Linked DNA regions of Mus musculus: regions 1 and 2 are each linked to region 3. A link is a loop called in an ENCODE intact Hi-C map of the cell type or tissue named here. Cell type or tissue: heart. All regions are shown on one strand.

Region 1 (8,000 bases), 71 kb before region 3:
CAGGCCTGAGAGGAAACCTGACACAAGGAGAAGCAGCCTTTTGAGGTAGGCTGGTCAGCTCAGGATATGGGAGGCTGCCATTCTACAATGACAGCTGCTGGCTGCCAGTTGTTGGAGAAATCCCAGCCTCAGAGATCTGCCACTGAAAGGTTAGGCAGATAAAGTCAGGCAGTGGTGCGGTATTTCTTTAATCCCAGCACTCTGGAGGCAGGGGCATGAAGTTCTCTGAGTTTGAGGCCAGCCTGGTCTACAGAGTGACTTCCAGGACAGCTAGGGCTACACAGAGAAACTCTGCCTCTACAAACCACAATAAAGAAAGAGAAGGAAGCCGTGGGGGGGGGGGGGGGACACGCCTTTAATCCCAGCACTTGGGAGGCAGAGGCAGGCGGATTTCTGAGTTCGAGGCCAGCCTGGTATACAAAGTGAGTTCAAGGACAGCCAAGGCTACACAGAGAAACCCTGTCTCAAAAAAAAAAAAAAAAAACCAACAACAAATAAAAACAAACAAAACAACAACAACAACAACAACAAAAGAGAGTGAGAGAGAAGGAAAAAAAGAAAGGTTTGACAGAGAGATAAGGCAAGCATGGTCCCAGAGCTGGATACAGAGCCTGGGAAGAAGTGGGAGGCAGAGCTTGGAGGAAAAGTGCCATGTCCAAACAGGACTGAGTGGGCTCTGACTGGGCGTGCTGGAGAGGTGAGGTGACCGAAGACTTGTGACTTAGTTAGGGTTACTATTGCTGTCTATGATGAAATGCCATGAGCAAATAAATCAAGTTGGAGAGGAAAGGGTTTATTTGACTTCCACTTCCACATCACTGTTCATCATTGAAGGAAGTCAATACAGGAAATCAAATAAGGCAGGAACCTGGAGGCAGGGACTGATGTAGAGACTGTGGAGGAATGCTGCTTACTGGCTTGCTTCCCCTGCCTTGCTCAGCTTGCTTTCTTACAAGAACACAGGATGGACTGGGCACTCCCCAAACAATCACTAATCAAGAAAATACAGGCTTACCTACAGCTCCGTTTGATGAAGCCATTTTCACGATTGTGGGTCCCACCTCTCAGATGACTTTAACTTGTGTTAAGTTAACATAAAACTATCCAGCACAACTTCTGTGTGAAGAAAAGTTGCAAGTAGAGACTGGGACTGTGCACCCAGGTAAGGGCGGTGATTCAGGCCACCTCTCCAGCTAGCTACTGGCCCAGCTCTGGTCACTCTACTGACTATGAGCAGGTTTAAAACTTTGACATTTGCATTGGTCCAAGACTGGGCCCCAAACCTGCATGACCCAGCCAGGCCGGCTTTCTCTCCCATTGGCTAGAGTGTCACAGGCTCGGCGGCACACACTCTAGCTACCCTCTAGCAAAGGAGAGGCCTATTTGCCTGCTCAGCACTGTACAAGTGACATACTATGGGACACATGAAAGGTGATACCAGAGCACCCAGGTGGCAGAACTGGGTAGAGAGACTAGGGTCTGGGAGGGGAGGGGCCCTTGCCTGCTGTAGGAACCTGGAGAGGTTTTGTATAATCACTCTTAGGAGCATAAGCAATGAAGTGAAACTCTTCTGTGTCAAATGCAGAGGAAGAACATACCTGAGCAAAGCTTGCTTGCTTGCCTGCCCGCCTGCCTGCCTTCCTTCCTTCCTTCCTTCCTTCCTTCCTTTCGAAACAGGGTTTCTCTGTATAGCCCTGGATGTCCTAGAACTCACTCTGTAGACCAGGCTGGCCTTGAACTCAGAAATCAGCCTGCCTCTGCCTCCCAAATGCTGGGATTAAAGGCGTGTGCCACCACGCCCGGCTTCTACCTTCTTTCTTTTCTTTTTTTTTTAAGATAGATTTATTTATTTATTTATTTATTATACATAAGTACACTGTAGCTGTCTTCAGACACACCAGAAGAGGGCGTCAGATCTCATTATGGGTGGTTGTGAGCCACCATGTGGTTACTGGGATTTGAACTCATGACCTTCAGAAGAGCAGTCAGTGCTCTTATCCGCTGAGCCATCTCACTAGCCCCTACCTTCTTTCTTAAACATGCCTTTGAACTAGTATTTGTTTTATGAAGGCAGAATCTGAACAGGAAGTGTGAGGAAGCACTTCCAGTCACTGTCAACCTTCTCTTCCGCTCTGGGTAGGTGTTGGAGGCCAGGGACAGTAAAGTATCTGCCTACTGCACAATGATTAAACGAACCTGAGTACACACTTACTACAGGCGCCCTGGTGAGCAACTTTCTGTCCTAGGCACTCACAGACAGGGCATATTTCAGACAATACAAACTGAGTATTTATTTGCTTATAGCAGGGTCTCCCTACATCAGCCATATTGACCTCAAACTTTCCATCCTCCTGCCTCAATCCTATCAATGCTGGGGTTAGAGGTGTGTATTTTGGCCAAAAATCCAGTTTTTATTTGACTTTGGAGAGGGGTAGTAAACCTCTCTTTTATATCATATTTTGCATAAACCAACATTAAAACAGATCTGCATTCTCAAAAAGGACATTGGAAGTGTGATAGGGGAGGTTGCTGTGTGAAGTTTGCCAGGCTGCTTTAAAAAAAACTGTCCAGAGAGAATTGGTAAGATGTGTAATTCCTAGCAGTCCCGACCAATCTATGGAACCCAGCCTTGACCGGGGACCGCAGACGCTTCCTTCCGATGAACAGAATGGATGGCATTAGACTCAACCCATTTTTATTTTAGGGTTTAGAGATAAGGTTTTGCTTTGTAGCCCAGGTTAGTCTTGCACTTATGACAATTTTTCTGTCTCACCCACCCAAGTGCTGGGGATGACAGTCACTATATTTAGAGCACCCACAGAGGACTTAGGTAGGGATTCTCTGGCTAATATTTCCTTGGCATTCTTTGCAAAGTTATGGAGATTCTACTGAACTCTCTTTGACAACAGGTTGGGATGGGAACCTCTAAAGAAGGTCTAGGTGGCAGACAGGTCAAAAAGTACGGGTATCCATACAGAAAACTCACTAAGAGCTACAGAAGTCGGAGCTGCAGGGATAATGAAAAAAGAAAGGTCCCCCAGTACTCGGAGCAGCTGTGTGCGGGGTAGAGGCTTGGTTGAATTAGGGAGAAACAGGAAAATCTTCCCGTGGCCCTCTGACTTGCATTCTCAGGGCGCACCGCCGGATGAGTTTCTTCCTAGCCTCCTGGGGAAAACTATCCTGAGAGTCCTGCAAGGTTTTGAGACTGGCGAGGTCAGCTGCTGGCCATTCGTGGCTCCCAGGGGAAAAGGGAGGAGGTGCAAAACCAGGAGAGGAGCGGGAGGCGTTCCCGGGATCGGGGGCGTGTCTCGGGCGTGGCCTCTGGGTGTCCAATCCCCATCGCTCCGCTCTCCACCAACCACACGCCGCTGTGGGCAGTCCTTGTCACAGCAACCGTTCCTGGGTGCAGTTTTTTTCCTTTTTTTTTTTTTTTCTTTTTTTTTTTTTAATCCCTCTCCCCTCCAACCCCCCCAACTTTGCTTTTTTTGTGAATGAAAAAAGGAGGTCGTGAGCGGTCTCGGGGACTGCGGCGCTCGGCGTCTTAAGGCTGCGCGCGTGCGGCGGCCTCACCCGGCGCCTCGCTCTCTAGCGCGCCGCCCGCAACCTCCGCAGCGCAGCCGGGCGGCGGCGCGGCCCAGCGGCCGGAGGTCGGAGCGGCGGCGCGCAACCCGGCTCCGCGAGCCTCCATGACATTGGGCGCCCGGGTCGCGCGGAGATGCTGATCCGGAAGAGGCAGTGGCTGCAGTGCAGCGCCCCAGGCTGCTCACGTGCCGCGGTCCGACCAGGGCTCCTGTGCCAGAGTTTCTTCTGATCGTACCTGAACCGGGACCCCAGGAGTCTGGGTCTCCAGCACAGAGCAGCAGCGTCGGCGGCGCCCCAACTTGCACGCGCAGAGTGACCCCAGACATCTCACTAAAATGAGCGTGCTTAGCAGGAAGAGATGTGTTCCCTACACTAGAAATTACCCCGTCACATGTAGTGGTGTAAGTACACGATTGATTTCTATTATGGCCGGGTTGCAAGCAAACGTGCCACCTCGCCTTGGCTCATCCTTCAGCACCCTCCCCTCTCCTCCCTGCGTCCCTCCTGCCTTCCCCTGAGCTCCACTCTTCCCTTGGGCACTTGCTGAGTCTGCACAGTTCAGAGGGAAGAGAAACTAACCTTTCTTGGGTGTTTTTAGGGGAGAACTACATGTTTTGCATCGGTGTGTCGTGCCCCTCCCCCTTCCCTATTTATTTCATTAAAAAAAAATTGTGTGTGCAGAGCGGCATGTCAGGAGGGAAATAAGAGGTTCAGAGTGGTAGAGGTGTACCTTTTTCCTTTTTCTTTTACTTTCCTTTCTTTTCTTTCTTTCTTTAAAAAAACAAAAACAAAAACAAAAAACAGTACAATTGCGGTGTTTGCTGCCGGCAGTGGAGCTAGCTGATTCTTTGAAGTCAACTCCACTGTGGTCTGTCCAGCTGAGTTTTGGCAAACTACTGGTGGAATTCTTGAGCTTTCTTTGTTAATGTTCGGGTAGCCTAGGGTTGAAAAGGTTTATCCTGTATTTAGGCTTCTGTTTCTGTTAATGTGATCATTTAAGATCCCTTTGGGCCTTGCTTTACGTTTTCTGCGTGGGGAGGGAGGATCCACCCCTCCACCTTCGCCCATATTACAATGTCAGCGTCCACAGTGGGAGCTCCTTTAACTCCAAACCGACCTTTCCTTTGCTCCTCTCCTCCCGAGTCTTCCTTTCTATCCACCTTCCTTGCTTTTTACTTTCATTTTCTCGATTTTCCTCCCTTTCACGTTTTTTTTTTTTTTTTTGTAAGATGCAGGATGTGGGATATTGGTTGCTAGGAGACAAGCCAGGCTCCCAGGGAGATTGTCGTTTCCTTGACAACCAGACTAGGGCAGCCACAGATGAACAAGCCTCCTATCAGCTGTGGGAGGGAAAGGGGGGCTTTTGAGCTCTGCAAACAGTGTGTGTAGGGGTGCGGGGGTGGGAATGGGAGCCCTTGAGGTTTGTGGGTAATCCGAGCACACCTTCGGATCTGTCCTGGACAGAGCACAAAGAACTGGGGAAGCTGACGTGCAGGACACTGTTTGTGAAGGGGGGGGGGGGTAACTTGGGGACAAGAGTTGGGGAGGAAATCTCAGTGGCTTCAGGATTGTCAAGGGGGTGGAATCAGTGAATTGGAGGTTGTGATACCCTGGATGAGGGTGGAGGATGGTCAGGAGGCTCTGGAGGAATGGGGCTGGGACAACTGAGAGGAACAGTGTCCAGTCACTGAAGAAGGGTGTGCCAGAGGGAAAGGGACAGTGGGAAAGTTCACCGCATGGTTTGTATTGTCATGCATCAGCAGTGATCCAGAAAAGTAGTAATATTCTAGAACAGAAGTTACATTAATATTGCCATGGTGTCGTCTGGACAGGATCCTCACTTAAGACAGGCCTGATTAGACAAAAAAGTTCTCCTGGCTTAATTGGGCCAGCCTGTATCTTAAAGGGAGATATAATTACACATATGGATATGCAATCTAGCATTATATAATACTATATTACATAAGACGACAAATACCTCCTCCCACCCAGGCTCCCTTGGCGTGAATTTACCAAAATTCACGTGTTCAGAAACTTTCTTCCAACATCCTTATACCCATTTTCTGGAGGCAGAGACTGAGTCCACAATAAGTGCAGTGGTTTGCCTCTTCCTAGATAGGACAATGAAGCTTGCAGTTGTTAATGTAGGAATGACAGTGAGCAAAAGGAAACGCCAGTTGGTGGATGTGTTAAGGAAGCCTGAATTCAGGGGCAGTCAGAGGGGGCATGGGCTTCAGTGTGCAGATTAGATAGAAATGTAGCAGTCTGTGTCCTAAACTCATGGCCCATATTTACCACTCTCCTACTTGTTTGCTTGCTGTCCCCTACTGAAAACTCTGGAAATGAAATCACAAGGTGTGTGTGTGTGTGTGTGTGTGTGTGTGTGTGTGTCTGTCTGTGTGTCTGTGTCAGGTCATAAAGCAGCTGTACTTGGACATGGCCCCTGGATTTAAGAACCCAAGCCCCTCCCATTCACTTCCAGACCTATATGCTAGTGATTCCAAACTATAGAAGTACTGTTGGCCTGTGGGTTTCTGTCTTCATAGGTGAGATTCTGTTTTATCTCATCTTTTTTTTTTTTTTTTGTTATTTGGCTCCTTAAAGCAGAAACCACACCCACGTGGCTCTTTCTGGTACCCACACATCCCTCAGTGGTCGAGACTAGGAACTGTTCAGGACAGAGAAGAGGAAGCAGAAAGCTGATGGCTATAACAGTGGCCTGGTGAACAGGACCAGGAGGGCGTCGTAATGATGCAGTGGTTGTCATGTAGACTGGGCCCGAGCTTAGTGGAGACCCTTGTTAGTGGAGGGGTCCAAATCCTGTAAGGCTCCTAGGAGGAGGATAAACCTGTGTCACTGAAAAGTCCTTGCTGCACCTTTTGCTTAGGCTGCTGAGCTGCATCCCCTTGCACAAATCCCAGTTGCCATGTTACTTGAGCATTTCACTTCTGCATTCCTGCATGTTAGCATCTAGTTACAGCGTGCCAGGGACAGAGCTCCTCTGCTGCTGCTGCTGGTGGCTTGGCGCTGGTCTTGATGGCTCAGCAGTAAAGCGCCTGGGCAGCCTCCAGGACAACTCTGCGCTCAGCCTTCCTGGACCTGGGAAGGCTTACTTCAGAGATGACTCGCTGCACGTAGGGAGTGAGCAGGGGCGCACTGATAACCCTAAGTACACCTGTCCTGCCCCTGCTCCCTCCTCCCCATCCTGCTTCTAGGAGGGTAGACACCAGTGGAGGGAGCATCCTCAAAGTCTCCTCAAACTCGAGCCTCAGCTTTTTAACCACTGACATGACATGTTAGCTACAAAAGGGCCTCTGTCTCTTCATCTGACCCTATGGCATGGACACACTACCTCTCTGCCGATCACCAAAGGAAACTGAAGCAGAAATTTAAGCTAAGCTTGACCCTCAACAACAACAACAACAACAACTTCTTCTTCTTCTTCTTCTTCTTCTTCTTCTTCTTCTTCTTCTTCTTCTTTTTTTTTTTTTTTGGTTTTTTGAGACAGGGTTTCTCTGTGTAGCCCTGGCTGTCCTGGAACTCACTCTGTAGACCAGTCTGGCCTCGAACTCAGAAATCTGCCTGCCTCTGCCTCCCGAGTGCCGGGATTAAAAGCGTGAGCCACCATACCCGGTTGACCCTCAACTTCTTCTAGCAGCCAGTTCCCCACATAAACAATTTGTCTGGCTTCTCCCCAGAGTGCTGGAGGCATGAAGGTCTTCTAGTCTAAGCTTCTTCCTCCATAGGAGGTCCGAAGGAGGTAGATCTTACTCTTGGGAGCGGATGTGGGATGCAGTGGGTAGCCCAGGTTGGGTATGGGAAGGCCCATGTACCATAGAGTGTATTGTTCTGGGCTATGACTCCCCCCGTCTCTGTCTCAAAGTAGGCCTTCGGCTGAGCAGACACGTGGGCCACGTGACCGAACCAGAGTAGGAAAGAGGAGGCTTGTAGATTCAGTAGATACAAAGAAGTCTTCCTACTCAAAGAGGCTGTCAGAAAACCCTCTCCTAGCCAATAAGAGGGCAGGGTAGGAGGATGGAAGCGAACAGGCTGGGTCTTGGAAATTTACCATCTGAGAGGGCCAGGGGAAAACAGGGGAAGCTAGGGAGTGCTGCCGCCCCAGCCCTGACACGTCCATTAAATTTTAAAGTGACTCTGCCCTGGAGCATGCTGGGAAGGGGTGGGACCTGGCCCTAAGTCTGCTTCTCTCAGCTGTTTTGTTCTGCTGCTGCCACAGCCCCAGGGAAGAGGAGGCCAACAGAGGATGAGTGAGCTACCAAGCCGATTCCCTCTCTCTGGGGAAGTGGGGCCAGGTCCAAAGCAGGTCCTGCCCTGGAATCTCTCACAGACTGCCTCCGTTCAGGAGCCCAGCTGCAGGATGGTGGGAGACCAGAGGGAGAGGAGCCATCCATCTGGTG
Region 2 (8,000 bases), 100 kb before region 3:
CAACGTCAGGAAGATTCAGACAGAAAACTTCCTTGGAGTCTTTTGCCTCCCCAACTTGTGTGACCTACAGAAATTTGAACAAAGGACTCACTCCCTGTTTCCATGGGTGCAGTTGTCCTAAAATCAGCAAGCTCAGGACAAAACTATGGGTCTTCCTGGACCAGGATTTCCTGCTGTACTTGAATATCCACACCTGGATTTACAAATTTAATTCCTTCTAAAAAATTCCTTCCATGAAAATAAAGGAACCTAATGGATTTGAGAGCAGAGACACTGCAATCTCAATTACTAGGTAAACTGAGGCAAGAGAGACTTGCAAGGTCAAGGCCAGGCTGAGCTACAGAGGGGGTTCAAATTTAGTTCCAGCAACTTAGTAAGATCTTGTATCAAAATCAAGCATAAAACGATAGTCGCTCTAGAGATTCAAGTGCACATGCCTTTAATCCCAGCACTTGGGAGGCAGAGGCAGGAGGATGCCTATGAGTGCAAAGCCAGCCTGGTCTACAGAGGGAGTTACAGGACAGCTAAAGCTGTCTAAAACTCTGTCTCAGAAAACAACAACAACAAGCTAAGCAATGCATCTCATTAGTAGAGTGTTTGCTTAGCGCACATAAAACCCTGGGTTTGATCATAGCATGGAGGCGTGGACCTGTAAATCACATCACTCAGGAGGTAGAGACAAGAGGATCAAGAAGTTCAAGGTCATCTTCCACTGCAAAGTAAATTCAAAACCAGTCTGAAATATATTAAATCCTATTATATATATTATAAGGGATTGGGGTGGGGGCTGGGGTATAGTTCAATTGTAAAGCACTTGCTTAATATACCCAAGGCCCTACTTTTTAACCCCCTGTACTGGAAAGGAAAGGAAGAGGAAGAGGAAAAAGAGAAAGGAGAAGGAAGAAGGAAAGAAGGAAGGGAAGGAAGGAGGGAGGGAGGGAGGGAGGGAGGGAGGGAGGGAGGGAGGGAGGGAGGGAAGGAGGGAGGGAGGGAGGGAGGAAGTCAAAGGAAATTCATACACTAGTAGTTCATTTTCAATCCTAGCTGCCCATTGGAGACCTGGAAATAGCAATGGCCATCATACTCCAGGAGAATTCTGCCACACTCTCGGAGGGCAAGATCCAGGCATGGTTAGTTGTTTCTTAAGAGAGTCTGATGAGCTGCCAGCTCCGAGTCCCCAGGTTAAGCATAGGTGGGCTGCAGACATTTACTTGGAAGGTGGAAGACGCTGATCCTGCTGCTGCCTGGCTCAACGCTTAGCATCTTTCACCCAAACTGAAAGAAGGGGGCTAGAATGGTAGAGCATTGGCCTAGGATAAGCAAGTCCCTGGGTCTGCAAAGCAAAAACTGCAAGATGGCAGCTCACAAGGTGCCAGTAAGTGTCAGTTCAGTAAGGGCATGCCATCCAGATAGTCCCTGCTGCCATCCAGGAGTCCTTAGAGCTGTCGATCTGCAAAGAAGCCAGGAGGTCTTCAAGGTTAGTGGCAGCCTCCGTCACTTTTTGGAAGTACCTCCGAGGGAAGCTTCAGGGCAGACATATCTAACTGCCCCTGAGGTTTCCTGAGCCTGTCTTGAAGGAAGGAAAGAACAGATAAACAGATTGTCCACCTCTGCTCTCTGCCTCCAGGTATCCTGCTCCACTGGATGACTGTGCCACTGAGCCTGTTCCAAAGATAGTGATAGCGTTGCTGTTCACCATGCTCCAAGCACCCTTGAGAGCATGTCTAATTTGCACTGTTCTATTTAATCCAGCCCTGTGACCTTGGTTTACAGCCAAAACTTGGCATATTTATCAAAGGGCACACAATTAGTGAATGGAAGAGCTGGATCCTAACCCAGATTCTTTTGTATCCAAAGCCTGTATGTTTACTCACTCTTCCCCCTTGCTAAGACATCCTTGGCTGTCTGCATTCTCTATCTTCTCCCAAAAGGCCTGTGAACACAAATGTCCCTTCCTTGCAACAAGCTGTCGCTTTGATTCACAGCTCCCCCAGACTGCAATGGTCACAGGTCATGTGGGGTCCTGTTTCTTGGATGCTCCCCTGTGTCTCACCCTACTTATTCACTCACTCAATCAGCAGACAGTTTCTGGGTCCTCTCCAGGCTGGATGCTGCCAGCCTCTGGTGTTTGGCTATCTTGCTGTTACATCAGTCTGGAATTAGAAAGGAGGACAAAATGGTCTCAGCCAGGTCTGGAATAGCAGCTTAGCTATTTTCTTCTGAGGAAATTGAGTGAAGAACTCATCAAATGCTAAACATCTTCGAGCCCACCCAATGTGCAAAGTAGCTTTGCATATTATTACTGGTCTGCTCAAAACAGCAGGCAGTTTAATGGGAAAGACAAGCGTTTACTTAACCTACTATAGAATATCAAATACTGTGATGAGAAGGAACAAAAACTAAATAACAGAGAACAAGTTCTGAGTTAAAGTGCTGTCACAGGTCAGGGCTAGGCTTAGGGCCATGGTCTCATGGGACTAGAGTTGTTCATTGCATAGTGCATCAGTGAGTCTTAGGTGCTGTGTTCTGTAAGCTCGCCCTCTGTTCTTTGATAAGGACTAGAACTCCTTAGTGCATGACATAGCCCCAGGCCCCCACATCTGATCATGTGATTGCTGTGCATAGCAAGGTAGAAGACGGAACACAGTCAAGTCATTAAAGCCTAAATGGTCACCTACAGCAAGTGTAACCTGGTGAGTGGTAGAGGCTCTGACCCATGTGTCAGGCTATCCACAAATACCAGCCAAAAAGCAAAGATCAGGCCAAGGGTGAGGCTGGGGCCTCGATCTTCACTTTGAGATCTCAGAAGGAAGCTGGGCACGCCTTCTCGCACTCCTTCTCCGGCGTGTCTACTCGGAGAGTGGGCTTGTCAGAAGATGCCTGCTAGGAACGAGTCAGATTTTTGTGCAGTTTATTCTGTCTTCCTTTAGAAGCAACCTTACCTATGTGATAATTTCTCAAACAGTCCCAAGGCATGCAGGGAAAGAGTTAGAGGAGACTTGCCATCCTTGGAAGCTCCAGAGGGGAGAGGGTGGAGTGACCTGGAGGCAGATTTCTAGTCTAAGAGTAGCAATCATTGATGGGTTGGGAAGTCCTCCGCTGGGCTCTGTGTGGACTCACAGGGCACCCTTTAGGAAACTATCCAGACAGTCCTAGCATGCCCAAGCAGGGACACTGCAGAAAGGAGTCCACTCTGGAGGAAAGGATGGATGGAGGTCCTGGATGTTTAGCCTGTGCTCTGCAGAGGAGCTTCAGCAATCTTCGTGGCTATGGCGCGTAGGGAGGGAAAGTCCAGCGGTTGGAACACGGTTCTGTTTTCTGCATTGGGGTTCTGTCTTAGGTGGTTTGCGTGTCACTGTGATCGATAACCTGGCAGAAATAAATGATGGGAAATAAGCATTATTTTGGTTCAGGGTTTCAGGAGGTAGGAGTCCATCACAGTGAGGAAAACCTAGCAGAGTTACTCAAGTCGGTTGGATCAAAGGCTTAGAGAGAGCTACAACCAGGGCTTACCCCTAGTGACCCACTTCTGCCAGCTAGCCCTTATCTTCTAAAGACTCCACAGCGTCTTAAAATAGCCCAGTAAGTTGAGGAATACACATTCAAAACCTGAGTCTATAAAGGACATTTCAGATCTGAATCGCAACAGCTTCACTAATAATGAGGGAACTGGTAAGGTCTTGTGACCTGTTCAAAGGGTGGACCAGGGAATGAACAAACTGATAGAAGATCAATATTGAAATCAGTGTGCTAAAGGTAACATCCGTGGCTTCTTCCACGGTGGATGCCATGGCTGGTTTTATGTCAACCTGACCCAAGCTAAAGTCATCGGAAAGAAAGTCTTCCATAAGATTCAACTGTAAGGCATTTTCTTAATTAGTGACTGATGGGGGAGGGCCCAGCTCATTGTGGGTGGTGCCATCCCTGAGCTGGTGGTCCTGGGTTTATAAGAAAGTAGGCTGAGTAAGCCAGGAGGCAGCACCCCTCCACGGCCTCTGCATCAGCTCCTGCTTCCAAGTTCCCGCCCTGCTTGAATCCCTGTCCTGAGTTCCTTTGATAACGAACAGTGACATCAGTGACAGCACTCTGGCTTCTGGCATCTCACTGTTTCCCCTTCAGGCTTCCCACCATTCTGCCCTGATGTCCACTCCTCAGGGCCCAGCTTCTCTTAGAAATGCTCCCTTCAGCAACTGGCCATGCAAGCTTCCTAAAGGCTTGCTTCTGGCTCTTTCATCCAGTCACCTCTTTCCGCTATAGCTATGCCTCAGTTATGCCTTTTCCTATTTACAAACCTTTACAGGCCCTCCCCTTCTTCGTTAAACGTCCCCCCTACTCTCCTTTCCATTTTGCAGGGAATAATAGGAGTTATTGACAAGAGCTTCTAGAATTGCCCCACCTTCCTTCCAACATAAAAAAGCCATCCTTCCAGGACTCAAAAGGCTTCCTCTCCTCCTGCCTTCAGGCCTCTGCCTCCTGCCAATCATGTATCCCTTTCCCTCCTCTGCATTTTTGATCCTCTCTCCATTCATTTTACCTTAGGAGCACTTTCTAAGAATGCCTTCAAAAGTCGTCCATGGTGGATGTTGAGATCCACTAACAGGCGCCCCCTTCTGGACAGAAATATATATTACCTGATCCCACTTAGTTGCTGACAGCATAGAGCTCAGTCCCCTATGGGAACTACCAAGGATAGCTAGTGCCGGGGCGGTGATGGCACACGCCTTTAATCCCAGCACTCGGAGGCAGAGGCAGGCAGATTTCTGAGTTCTAGGCCAGCCTGGTCTACAGAGTGAGTTCCAGGACAGCCAGGGCTATACAGAGAAACCCTGTCTCGAAAAACCAAAAATAAATAAATAATAAAAAAAATAATAATGATAAAACAAAAACAAGGATAGCTAGCTAGCTGCCTGAGCCACACTAACATCCATTTTCAGGGCACGCCTCATCCAATGACTGATAAGGAAGCCTCGGGTTTATTTATTAAATAAGATTAGTAAGCCACACAGACGCAGATATGATTGTCCCAACAGGAGAGTTTGAGTTCACACGTCCCAACTTACGTTAGTGAAAGTGCCTTTGAAGCTGAGCATTGGCTTCCCATACGTGGATCCCTGGGATCAAATCCCAGCACACTCAAAAAGAAAACCAAGAACCTTTATTGTGACTTCTACTGAAAACACTAATAAGGCAAAACAATGTCCTTTGGCTCCACTTGACCAGTTTTGATGGCTTTAGGGTGTTCCTCTCTCTGGGTGTCAGAACCTGCCCTAAGGCATGATTAGGTAACAGTGGGTAAGCACAAATGAAATGAATGGAAAGCCTAGGGCTTGAGTTGTTGTAAATGTAAAAGCTGTTCTCCTGGGTTGGAGAGATTTGGCTGCTCTGCCAGAGGTCCTGAGTTCAATTCCCAGCAACTGCATGATGGCTCAGAGCCATCTATAACTCGATCTGATGCCCTCTTCTGGCATTCGAGTGTACATGCATTTATACACTAAAATAAATAAATAAGTAAGTAAATAAATAAATAAATACATTGTTTTTAAAACTGTGTTGTGGGGTGGAGGGAGTGTCATTTTTCAGCTCTAAGACTCACCAGCCGTCTCTCAAGGGTCAGCAACCTCACTCCATATCAAAGCATCAGAGACAAACAAGAACTAGAAAGATGTGATACAAGTAGGTAGAGCAAGGCTCTCCTCCCTTCTCATAGTTCTGATGGAAGGATGACTGAAGGACCACCGCAGATCTTCAGCTCCAGCTAGCTTTGCAAAGCACTTTTTAATCTCTGCATCACAGGCCCACTCTCCCAGCGGCTCCATCCACGCTGCTTCCCCCACTCAACAATCTCCCTAAGAACTTCCCTGCCTGCAAACACTCTTATTGGTATCTGTTTCCCGGGGAACCAATATAGACACTCTCTACACCCCCACAACCCCACTAACCACCGATCCCCACCTCTCCTTTTTTTTCCCCCACAGCCAAACATCTTGGAGGAAGAACCCCTTACTATCCCTGGTTTCCCCGTGTTCCAGTTGCCTTCCACACCTCCATGGGTCAAGGCTAGCACACTACCTTGCATGTGGACACCTCAATGCAGAAGACACACTGCCCACATGCTGGACTCTGTGTGGGCTGACACTTGGCCACTGGGTACTTCGAGTCTCTGGCTGTTACTACACCTTCCACCTCCTAGTGGGTCCTTCTCCTCTCTTGTGTAGACAGGTTGGCCCAGTTGCTTGAGCAAGCCCTTACAGCCATGACTTACGTATCTTTTTTATTTATTTATTTTATGTATATGAGTACACTGTAGCTGTCTTCAGACACACCAGAAGAGGGCACCAGATCCCATTGCAGATGGTTGTGAGCCACCATGTGGTTGCTGAGAATTGAACTCAGAACCTCTGGAAGAGCAGTCAGTGCTCTTGACTGCTGAGCCATCTCTCTAGCGCCATGACTTACACATCTGTGTTGGAACTCTTGCCCTGCTCAGCTAACTGTGGCTTGGACAGCCCCACTTGAATACTTCTCAGGTATCTCAGGCTTGAACTCGAGTGAGACAGGATGGTCTCCTGTAAGTTTTCTCTTCCATTCTCCTTGGTCTTAGTGTCCATCCACCCAGCACCCTAATCTCAGATTTGGAGTATCAGCTACAATGGCTCAGTTTCTTCCCCTGTTCCAGTCCTTTTGAGACTCTTATCTGAACATTACGGCTGACTTACCCACTGGGCACAGTGAGGAGGGGTCATGGTTCATATAGGGATCTGCACAACTGTTTTTATTTAAAAAAAAAAAAAGCTAGAGAAAGCACCCAAGGAGCTGAAGGGGTCTGCAACCCTATAAGTGGAACAACAATATGAACTAACCAGTACCCCCAGAGCTCGTGTATCTAGCTGCATATGTAGCAGAAGATGGCCTAGTCGGCCATCATTGGGAAGAGAGGCCCCTTAGTCATGTAAACTTTATATGCTCCAGTACAGGGGAATGCCAGGGCCAAGAAGTGGGAGTGGGTGGGTAGGGGAGCAGGGTGGGGGGAGGGTATAGGGAACTTTCAGGATAGCATTTGAAATGTAAATGAAGAAAATATCTAATAAAAAATTGAAAAAAATAAATAAATAAACAAGAAAAAAGTAACATGGTTTATCCTGGAGTATATTTATCTCTGTGCCAAATGTAAGCATCAAATGTAAGGTTTGTGTGTGTGTGTGTGTGTGTGTGTGTGTGTGTGTGTATGCACACACACATGTATGTAAGTACATACAGAGGTCAAAGGACAACCTTGGTGTCCTTCCTCAGTACAGACAGGGTCCCTCTCTGGTCCTGGGCTCGCCCGACACTTGGGCAGTCTGTCTGATGACCAAGCTCCAGGAATCCACCTGTGTCCACCTTCCCAGTGCTAGGATTCCAAATGAACACCATGGGTTTTCACAGATTCAGGTCTTCAGGCTTGCAAAGCAAGCATTTCATCAACTAAGCTACCCTCCAAGCCTCTCAACTCATTTATGTAGACCAGGGTGCCATTGAGTTCACTTGCCCCTGACTCCCAAGTGGTGGGATTAATGGTTGTGCACCACTGCTTGCAGCCAGTTTTAATTTTTGCTAATGGAGGAAGGAGTCCACTACCATCATCGTGTTAACTCACTAACCCCTAGGCACTCCTCCCCAGTCTTGGCCTGTTTCACATGGTGGTGGTCTGAATGAAAACGGCTCCCATTGACACATAGGGAGTATTATTATTGGGGGTGTGGCTTTGTTGGAGGAGGTGTGTCACTGTGGGGGGGGGGTGGACTTTGAGGTTTCAGACACTCAAACAAAGCCTGGTAGCTCACTTTCTCTTCCTGCTGCCTACAGATCCAGATGTAGAACTCTCAGCTACCTCTCCAGCACCATGTTCTCCTGCCTGTTGCTATGCTTCGTGCCATGACAGTAATGGACTGAATCTCTGAACTGTAAGCCAGCCCCAGTTAAATGTCTTTCTTTATAAGAGTTACTGTGGTCATGGAGTC
Region 3 (8,000 bases):
AATGATCATGGAGAGTTGTGATTTGTTTGTTTGTTGTTGTTATTGGCAGGTGTTTTATATATGTGTCCTTGTGGGATAGTGTTCATGTGGGTACATGTATGTATGTGGCTGTGTGTACATTCCCTATGTGTCCATGTGCAATGAGGTCAGAGGCCAATTGTGGTGTTGTTTCTCAGGAGCAATCCACCTTGGTTTTTGTTTTTGAGACAGGGTCTCTCATCAGCTCAAAGCTTACCAAGTTGCCTAATGTGGGTGTTTGTGTTAGAGTTTGTACCCATGGAATGGCACTATTAGAAGGTATGGCCCTGTTGGAGTAGGTGTGGAGTAGATGTGTCACTGTGAGTATGGGCTTTAAGACCCTCATCCTAGGGCTGGAGAGATGGCTCAGCGGTTAAGAGCACTGACTGTTCTTCTGAAGGTCCTGAGTTCAAATCCCAGCAACCATATGGTGGCTTACAACCATCTGTAATGACATCTGACGCTCTCTACTGGTGTGTCTGAAGACAGCTACAGTGTACTTACATATAAATAATAAATAAATCTTAAAAAAAAAAAAAAGAACCTCATCCTAGCTGCTTGGAAGTCAGTATTCTGCTAGCAGTCTTTAGATGAAGATGTAGAACTCTCAGCTCCTCCTGCACCATGCCTGCCTGAATGCTGTCATGTTCCTGCCTTGATGATAATGGACTGAACCTCTGAACCTGTAAGCCAGCCCCAATTAAATGTTGTCCTTTATAAGACTGGCCTTGGTCATGGTGTCTGCTCACAGCAGTAAAACCCTGACTAAGACACCTAAGTTACCAGTTAGCCCTGGGCATTGACATGTTTCTGTCTCTTTGGTGGCAAGATCGTAAGTCTGTGCCTGTGCAGCTGGATTTTTTATGTGGGTTCTGGGCTCAATTCAGATTATAATGCTTGCATGGCACTCATTTTACCTCCTGAGCTGTGTCCCTACTCCCTACAAAACTTGTTTTGGTTTATTCTTTTTTAGATGTGCTTTGTGTCTGAGTGTTTTGCATGCATGCATGTATGTGCAATACATGCATGAGTGGTATCTTTGAAGGTTAGAAGATAATATCAGATCCCATGGAACTTGAATTATGGATAGTTATGTCTTGCGCGTGCCGGACTCGACCAGCAAGAACGACGCTGCAACAGAATCCTTCTGCACATGTTTATTGGGAGAGCTTGATTGCAGAGGCGAAAAGACCCCGAGCCCAGAACTGGTGCTGCTTTTATAGGCCTAGGAGAGGCGTGTCTCACACCTGGATTGGTTATGCACTATGCCTCATTTGCATGTTCCTCATCTGATTGGCTACTCTCTCTCAGTACCTCACAGAGCCTCATTATCATACCTCATTTGCATGTCTCACATCTGATTGGTTACTCTCTCTCAGTACCTTACAGAACCTCATTATCATACCTCATTTGCATGTCTCACATCTGATTGGTTATACTCTTAGTACCTTACAGAACCTCATTATCATGCTCGGGCCAGGCAGTGTCTTTGCAAAAAAAACTTTACTGCATATGTACACATTGGTTGTTTGTCCAAACTTATGCGTGGTGGCCAGCAGTAGTCAGTGCCACTCTGCAACGGCACATGTGGCTTCCCACAGTTATGAGCCACCATGTAGGTGCTGGGGACTGATCCCGGGTCCTATACAGGAGCAACAAGTGCTTTTAACCACCGAGCTAACTCTCTAGCCCTGTTGTTTGGTTTTTAATTAATTAAGATGAAGTGATGGCTTCTAAGTCCCTTACACTAAAGAATGACTTGAAGAAGAAGAGGGAGCTGAAAGATGGTGATCTTTTATTGTTATACTTATCAATATTAAGTTATTTTGGGCTGAAGAGATGGTTTAGTGGTTAAGAGAACTGACTGCTCTTCCGAAGGTTCTGAGTTCAAATTCCAGCAACTACATGGTGGTGCACAACCACCTGTAATGAGATCTGATGCCCTTTTCTGGGGTGTCTGAAGACAGCTACAGTGTACTTACATATAATAAATAATTAAATCTTTAAAAATTATTTTAAGCTATGTGCGCGCGCGCACGTGTGTGTGTGTGTGTGTGTGTGTGTGTACTTGTCTGCTTGGGCACAGCATGCCGTGGTGTAAGTGTGGAGGCCAGAGGACAACCTTGTTTGAGATAGCTGCCTGGCTTTATGTGGGAATTTGAACTCAAGTCCTCATGCTTTTGGGGCAAACACTTTTGCCCACCAGGTCACCTTCCCAGCCTCCATGCCAAGATTTTTGTTTGTTTGTTTGTTTTTCAAGACAGGGTTTCTCTGTATAGCCCTGGCTGTCCTGGAACTCACTTTGTAGCCCAGGCTGGCCTCAAACTCAGAAATCTGCCTGTCTCTGCCTCCCAAGTGCTGGGATTAAAGGCGTGTGCCACCACCGCCCGGCTTCCATACCAAGATTTTAAGTGGGTAAACTGGACAGCCAGCTTCCCCAATGGCTGCTGTGTTGCTCTAGAAAGTCATGGTCACGAATGGGTGGACAGTGATAATGGTTTGGACACAGTAACAAAGAAACAAGACAGTTTCTTCCAGGCTTTTTCTAACTGTCCAAGGCAATTTAATTTAGAAGCTTTTGTACTCAAAATGGCTAAGAAACAAATAATATATTCATGTAAATAAAAATACAATTGTTGTATTTTACCTAATATAATACCTAATATAAACATTATACCTAAGTAAATATTCTTATGTTATAAATCATAGGTTTTCATAGATTTTTAAGCTAAATGTTTAATTAAATTCATCCATCTATCCATTCCACAAACGGTCCCTAGGATGTGCCTAGCACTCTGCTAGAAACAAATATGATTAAGATCACAGTCCATGTTAGCAAAGGCACATAAGCTATCCAGAGAGACACACATCATCAGAGATTTAGAGAGTGGTGTGGCACTTAATACGCAGTGAAGAGGTATGCAGGGTTATGAAAAGAGAAACATGGAGCAAGAAGAGGAGATGATAGGAAAAAAATCAAGGGTAGGAAAGCTTCCAGAATTCTATGCTGGCACCTGAGGAGGACGGCAACAAGCCTGGGGCCTCCATAAACTCCACAGACGTGAAGGGTTTACTTCTCATTTGTTTCATTTGGCTAACCCCAAAGGCTGTGAATCCCAGGCTTAGGGACTGTTGTTAGAAATAAGTGGACAAGACTGGTGGGGTGGTGCTTGCATATTTGTATGGAAATGAAGAGGACTCCTGGCAAGTGGGAGAATGACCTGGAGCCTCGTTAGAGCAGAGGGAAATGTGTGAGACCTCAGGGATGTTAATAGCTGGAATGGGTATCTAATGCCCATATCTAATGCCTATAACATCAGCAAACAAATATCTCCTTCACAGTAGAGTGAAACTGGGTTCTTCAATCTCAGAATAAAGATTCCCACCATTCCTCGCATACCTGTGGCAGACTCATATCTTAAAGGTAAGGTCAGTTTTGGGAGACTTGTACCCATAGTCCCTGGCTTCACTGATTCTGTTCCCAGTTATCCTTTCAGCCTCCAGAAGGTGAAAGCCAACCTTGCCTGCCGCCTGGAAGGGTGAAATGGAGTGGATTTTCAGATGCAAGCAGACCCAGATAAAGCAATTTGCTCGCCTGTAAAAGGTGGAATCCTTCGCTGGGCGGAGAAGACCTAGTTTTACTGGGCCTAACGGGTAGCACAGTACAGATTTGTTTCACTAGATTTGATATTTGGAATTCTGCTCTCTGCCTCCTCCCTCCCTCTCTTGCCCCACCTTTCCGTCCCTCTCTGCACCTCTTTCTCCTCTCCACTTCTCTCCTCCCTCTCTCTCCCCTCTCTGGCTCTCCTCTGCTCCTTTCCACCTGATTCACCTTCCTCTTCTGTAAAAGCAGGTAAAGTGGGAAAGGCTACCTTACAAACTATGAGAACTATAGCGAAAGTATTTGAAAAAAGGCCGCTAAGTGAGATATTTTGAACACACTTTGAGGAATATAGCACATAGATAGCAATTAGTACACACATCATATAACTAAACACTCCATTTCCTCCTTCAAAATGCTTATTAAAATTCAATGAAACTCAATGCTCATGAAAATTCACCTTAACACTGTTTCAACTACTCTGAAGCCCGAAACTCATCACATTTCCCTCAAACTGGAAATACCAGTTTATAAAGGCGACTATTTAACAGAAATTACTTTTTCCTAAGTCGAAACAAACTTTCGCTTTAATTTTTAACGTTTACACCAACAGTTCCTTTCACCTTTTAGATTGTTTGTTTGCTTGCTTGATAAGTCTTTTAAAAATCAGCATATTTCCAGGCTGGATCTGTAGTTACCGTCGTCTGCAGGGCAGAGCTCAACTAAAACTACAATTCTACAATTCCAGGGGATCCAACACCCTCTTCTGGTCTCTGTGGGCATTGGACGTACGCGGTGCAGTTGCACACAAGTAAGCAAAACATAAATACACGGTATTTATGGGAACTATTACTAACCTGCATCGTCCTGCTTCTGTAACCTGAAGGTTTTCTGCTCCTCGATCAAGCAGAGAAGCCATGGTGCTATACCTCATTTTTGTTAAAAGTTCATATCCTGTCATGCTTGCCAACAGCGACCACGTTAATGGAAGTATGGAACCAGTAGTTTTCCCCTTTATAAACCTGTCTTTAACGGTCGGGGCAGTCTCTCTAGACTTGTAGTGAGTGCGTGCCCTCGGCCGGGTCTGTGCAAATTTCAAATTAAAAAACAGCTCGTCCTAGTCTCTTTTTGAACGGTCCGGCTATAACTACCACCACCACAATTTATTCTCAACACTGAACAAATTTTGTAAGACTCTTCAAGACGGAAAAGTAACTAGAGGGTAAGGTTTAAGTACCTCTCAGTCCATAAAGTATTTTCTGCAGTAGCGCTGTCATTGCAAGACACTTGCATCGCTGTCTGCCCTCTCCTTCGAGGAAGCAGAAAGGTCAGAGACAAATGCTAAACTGGCAGCCAAGGCAGCCGGAGCTTCAGATGAGAGTTGGAACGATTTTTTTTTTTAAAGGACCTGGCAGAATATGAATTTTCAGGAGAAAAAGGACATCCCAGAGCTAAAGAGCGGGAAGAAAGTGATTAAGAAGACTATCTCTAGCCCTAAAAATGGGTCCAGTGTCACGGAGCTTTGGGACCATTTTTGTTAATCGGCTGATATTCTAGTGAAAGAAAGGTATCTTGGGCGTTTGTTTAACTTAAAAGTCTCTGGGCTAAGGAGAGCTACACCAGATCCAAGGTTGTGTATCCACCTGCAGCTCCCATAGCCTCAGCCTGGCTAACCTTAAGCCCGAACCACCCGGGAGGTGCAATAGGTAGCCCCTCTAGTACGCCTCGCCAAACTCTATGGTTGTGGCGCACGCGCAAAAGCCTTCCCGTCGCACAAAGGCCACGGAGAGAAGGTCCGGCGCCTGCGTTCTGCCTCTCTCGGGCGAGAACGCCCTCCTCCCTCCCTCCCGGCCAAATGAATGCCGCGCCACGCCTGCGCCCTGAAGACTTGCGGGACTTTTATCGCACAGGCGGCGGTGGTGACGTGATGGCTGAGGAGGAGGGCGTGAAGGAACGACGGAAGCCGAGAGGGACCTGGGGCGGAAGGGGACCCGGGCCAGGCTTGTGTTCGGTTCCTTGGCGGGGCTGGGGTTCCGATGTGGTCCCCGGAGCGGGAGGCCCAGGCCCCGACCGGGGGAGACCCGGCGGGCCTCCTGCCGCCCGAGTGGGAGGAGGATGAGGAGCGCATGTCTTTTCTGTTCTCCGCCTTTAAGAGGAGTCGCGAGGTGAACAGCACCGACTGGGACAGCAAGATGGGCTTCTGGGCTCCGTTGGTGCTGAGCCACAGCCGCCGCCAAGGGGTGGTGCGCCTGCGACTGCGGGACTTGCAGGAGGCCTTCCAGCGCAAGGGCAGTGTCCCGCTGGGGCTGGCTACGGTGCTGCAGGACCTGCTGCGGTGAGGACCGAGGCCGAGAGGGCCAGGCGGGGGGCGGCTCCCCAGGGCTGACATCAGACCTGCCCCTTGACAGCCCAGACTCCGCGTCCAGGGTTTGTTCAGTGGGTGGAGGAGGAGGAGGGGGACGAGGAGGCTGCTCCACGGATGGATGTCTGGACTCAGAGAGAAAGAGGGGCTGGGATGGTTGGAGTGACTGGGGATAGGCAGAATGGTCCAGAAGAGACCCATCTTTGCAGAGGTGTCAGCGGGACACTTGAACTGGGATCCTGTTATGCAGTTATTTCCACAGGACCTCCAGACTTGAATTACTTTTACAGCAGATCTCTGCGGTGGGTACTTTGAACTAAGAGAGAACAGAGCTAAGGAGAGAGTACTCATGGGATTCTAGACATCTTGACAAGAGAACTCTGGTACAGGTCGTACAAGTAGCCTTTCCTGGTATGTCCGGGACGGAGATTATTTAGACCAGAGAGGAGAGTTTAACTGTGTAGCTGGGGGCCTCTGAAAGAGCTTTATGTGATAAATGTGTGTGATAGATACAGTGTTCAGGTTGTGCTTGAAGAGGTGGCATATCTGATAGATGACTGGTACTTCATGGTTTCAGATACTGTCAAACTCCACTCTCTGGCTTTTTTAATAGTCCAGGGCAAGATAATGCAGTTATCTTTATTAAAAATAAACAGTCTCAGAGAGATTAACCTATTCCAGGTTACACAGCTAGAGTAACCCCAGGGCTGGATCCTTCCTTTGAATTCGAAATCATTTGTATTTCACACTGTACATGTTATGCCCAGCCCAGCTCAGCCCAGCACCGTGTCTCTTTCTATGAACAAAGAGAAAGCCAAGGGTCTGCGTTTGTTTTAGGATAATGCTTTCTCATTAAATGGTCGCCCTTCTTGACTTCTGTTCCCAGTACCTTTCATTGCCCGACCTTGACCTAAGAAACCGTCCTGAAATTCTCCTCTGAGAAACTGTCCTTTGAAAAATGTTTTACCAGATGCCCAAGGTGGAAAACAGTTAAGTCAGCAAGGGACAAAACCAAAATGGGCCTCCTGATACAGGACAGTCGTGGAGCCTGTCCAAATCCAGAGACCTTTAACACCTTGACCTCCTCTGGCTCCTGATCCTTGAAACATCCTGGTACTTGTCCAAATTTGATATCCATACATCTACAGCGTTGCTCAAGGGCCACGCCGTTGTGAAGATCCTGGCTTTACTATTTTCTATGCTGTGGCCTGCATAGGATACAGGTGCCACCTATAAGCCTTAGTTTGATCAATTATCAAATCACAGTAACATTATATAGGTCAGTTGTGAAAACTTGAAGATCTTTATACAACCCTTAGCAGTAATTTCCCATGGCCGGTATTTCGTAGACTTGGCTGCTGTTGTTACTACCACCAGGAAATACATCTCACTTCCAGCCTAGCTTAGAGGCAGCATAAAACCCCAGTCTGTGTAGCTTTTGGCCTTCTTCCTCGGATCTGCATGACACACAGGGTTTTTCATTTGATTGTTCCCAGGCCTGTTGATAGAAGAAAACCTCCACATAGGCCCAGTGAAGCCTTTTGTGCCTCTGTTGCCTTAGTGGGACATTTGCATTTTTTGAGGCCAGACAAACCGGGTGCCATCTGGCCTTCTTTGCCTTCTTAGATCCTCAGTCGCCTCTTTAGTTAACGTGATGGTGATACCATCTATTGCACAAAGTGGTTAGGAGGCTGAACACTAGAGTGCAGGTGACACTGCCTCTAGTAGCTGGTACAGAATAGACAGGTGATGGTGATGATGGTGATGATGTTAATATAATGCCTCTGAGGGGAAAGGGGTAAGAAGAGCCCAGGACAGGCTGTCTGTCGCATTACACATCCCTACATGCCATTCTCTCTCTCTCTACAGTCGAGGCGAGCTGCAGCGAGAGTCAGACTTCATGGCCAGTGTGGACAGCAGCTGGATCTCCTGGGGGGTCGGCGTCTTCCTGCTGAAGCCCCTCAAGTGGACTCTTTCTAACATGCTGGGGGATCACAAAGTTCCAGCGGAGGAGGTGCT

What was found. Hi-C counts contacts between places; a loop is a spot of excess contacts. Peaks named below come from ENCODE experiments on the same cell type or tissue, not always from the same donor. Only the 100,000 strongest peaks of a DNase experiment are listed, where the experiment ranks them.
Region 1: a loop joins it to region 3, with 5 times the contacts of the local background. A loop is called at or near these places in 12 of 42 quality-filtered maps.
Region 2: a loop joins it to region 3, with 8 times the contacts of the local background. A loop is called at or near these places in 8 of 42 quality-filtered maps.

The regions. Positions count from the first base shown.
Region 1 is chr14:69,801,020-69,809,019 of GRCm38, reverse strand. It overlaps Rhobtb2 (Rho-related BTB domain containing 2), which reads left to right and starts at 3,475. Exons shown (of 10, transcript NM_153514.5): 1 at 3,475-3,983. In heart, no CTCF peak of the experiment used is centred here; DNase peaks (open chromatin) are centred at 3,299, 3,719 and 7,820; H3K4me3 peaks cover 2,612 bases; H3K27ac peaks cover 2,525 bases.
Region 2 is chr14:69,832,117-69,840,116 of GRCm38, reverse strand. No RefSeq gene overlaps it. Among named protein-coding and RNA genes, the nearest start is that of Pebp4, 4.3 kb to the left of the region's middle. In heart, CTCF peaks have their summits at 4,607 (motif pointing left) and 5,484 (motif pointing left); no DNase peak of the experiment used is centred here; H3K27ac peaks cover 222 bases.
Region 3 is chr14:69,730,145-69,738,144 of GRCm38, reverse strand. It overlaps Chmp7 (charged multivesicular body protein 7), which reads left to right and starts at 5,575. Exons shown (of 10, transcript NM_134078.4): 1 at 5,575-5,954; 2 at 7,851-8,000. The coding sequence starts at 5,656. 4930480K23Rik (RIKEN cDNA 4930480K23 gene) reads right to left here and starts at 5,311. Exons shown (of 3, transcript NR_130157.1): 1 at 4,477-5,311. In heart, CTCF peaks have their summits at 4,388 (motif pointing left) and 5,312; a DNase peak (open chromatin) is centred at 5,524; H3K4me3 peaks cover 2,863 bases; H3K27ac peaks cover 2,284 bases.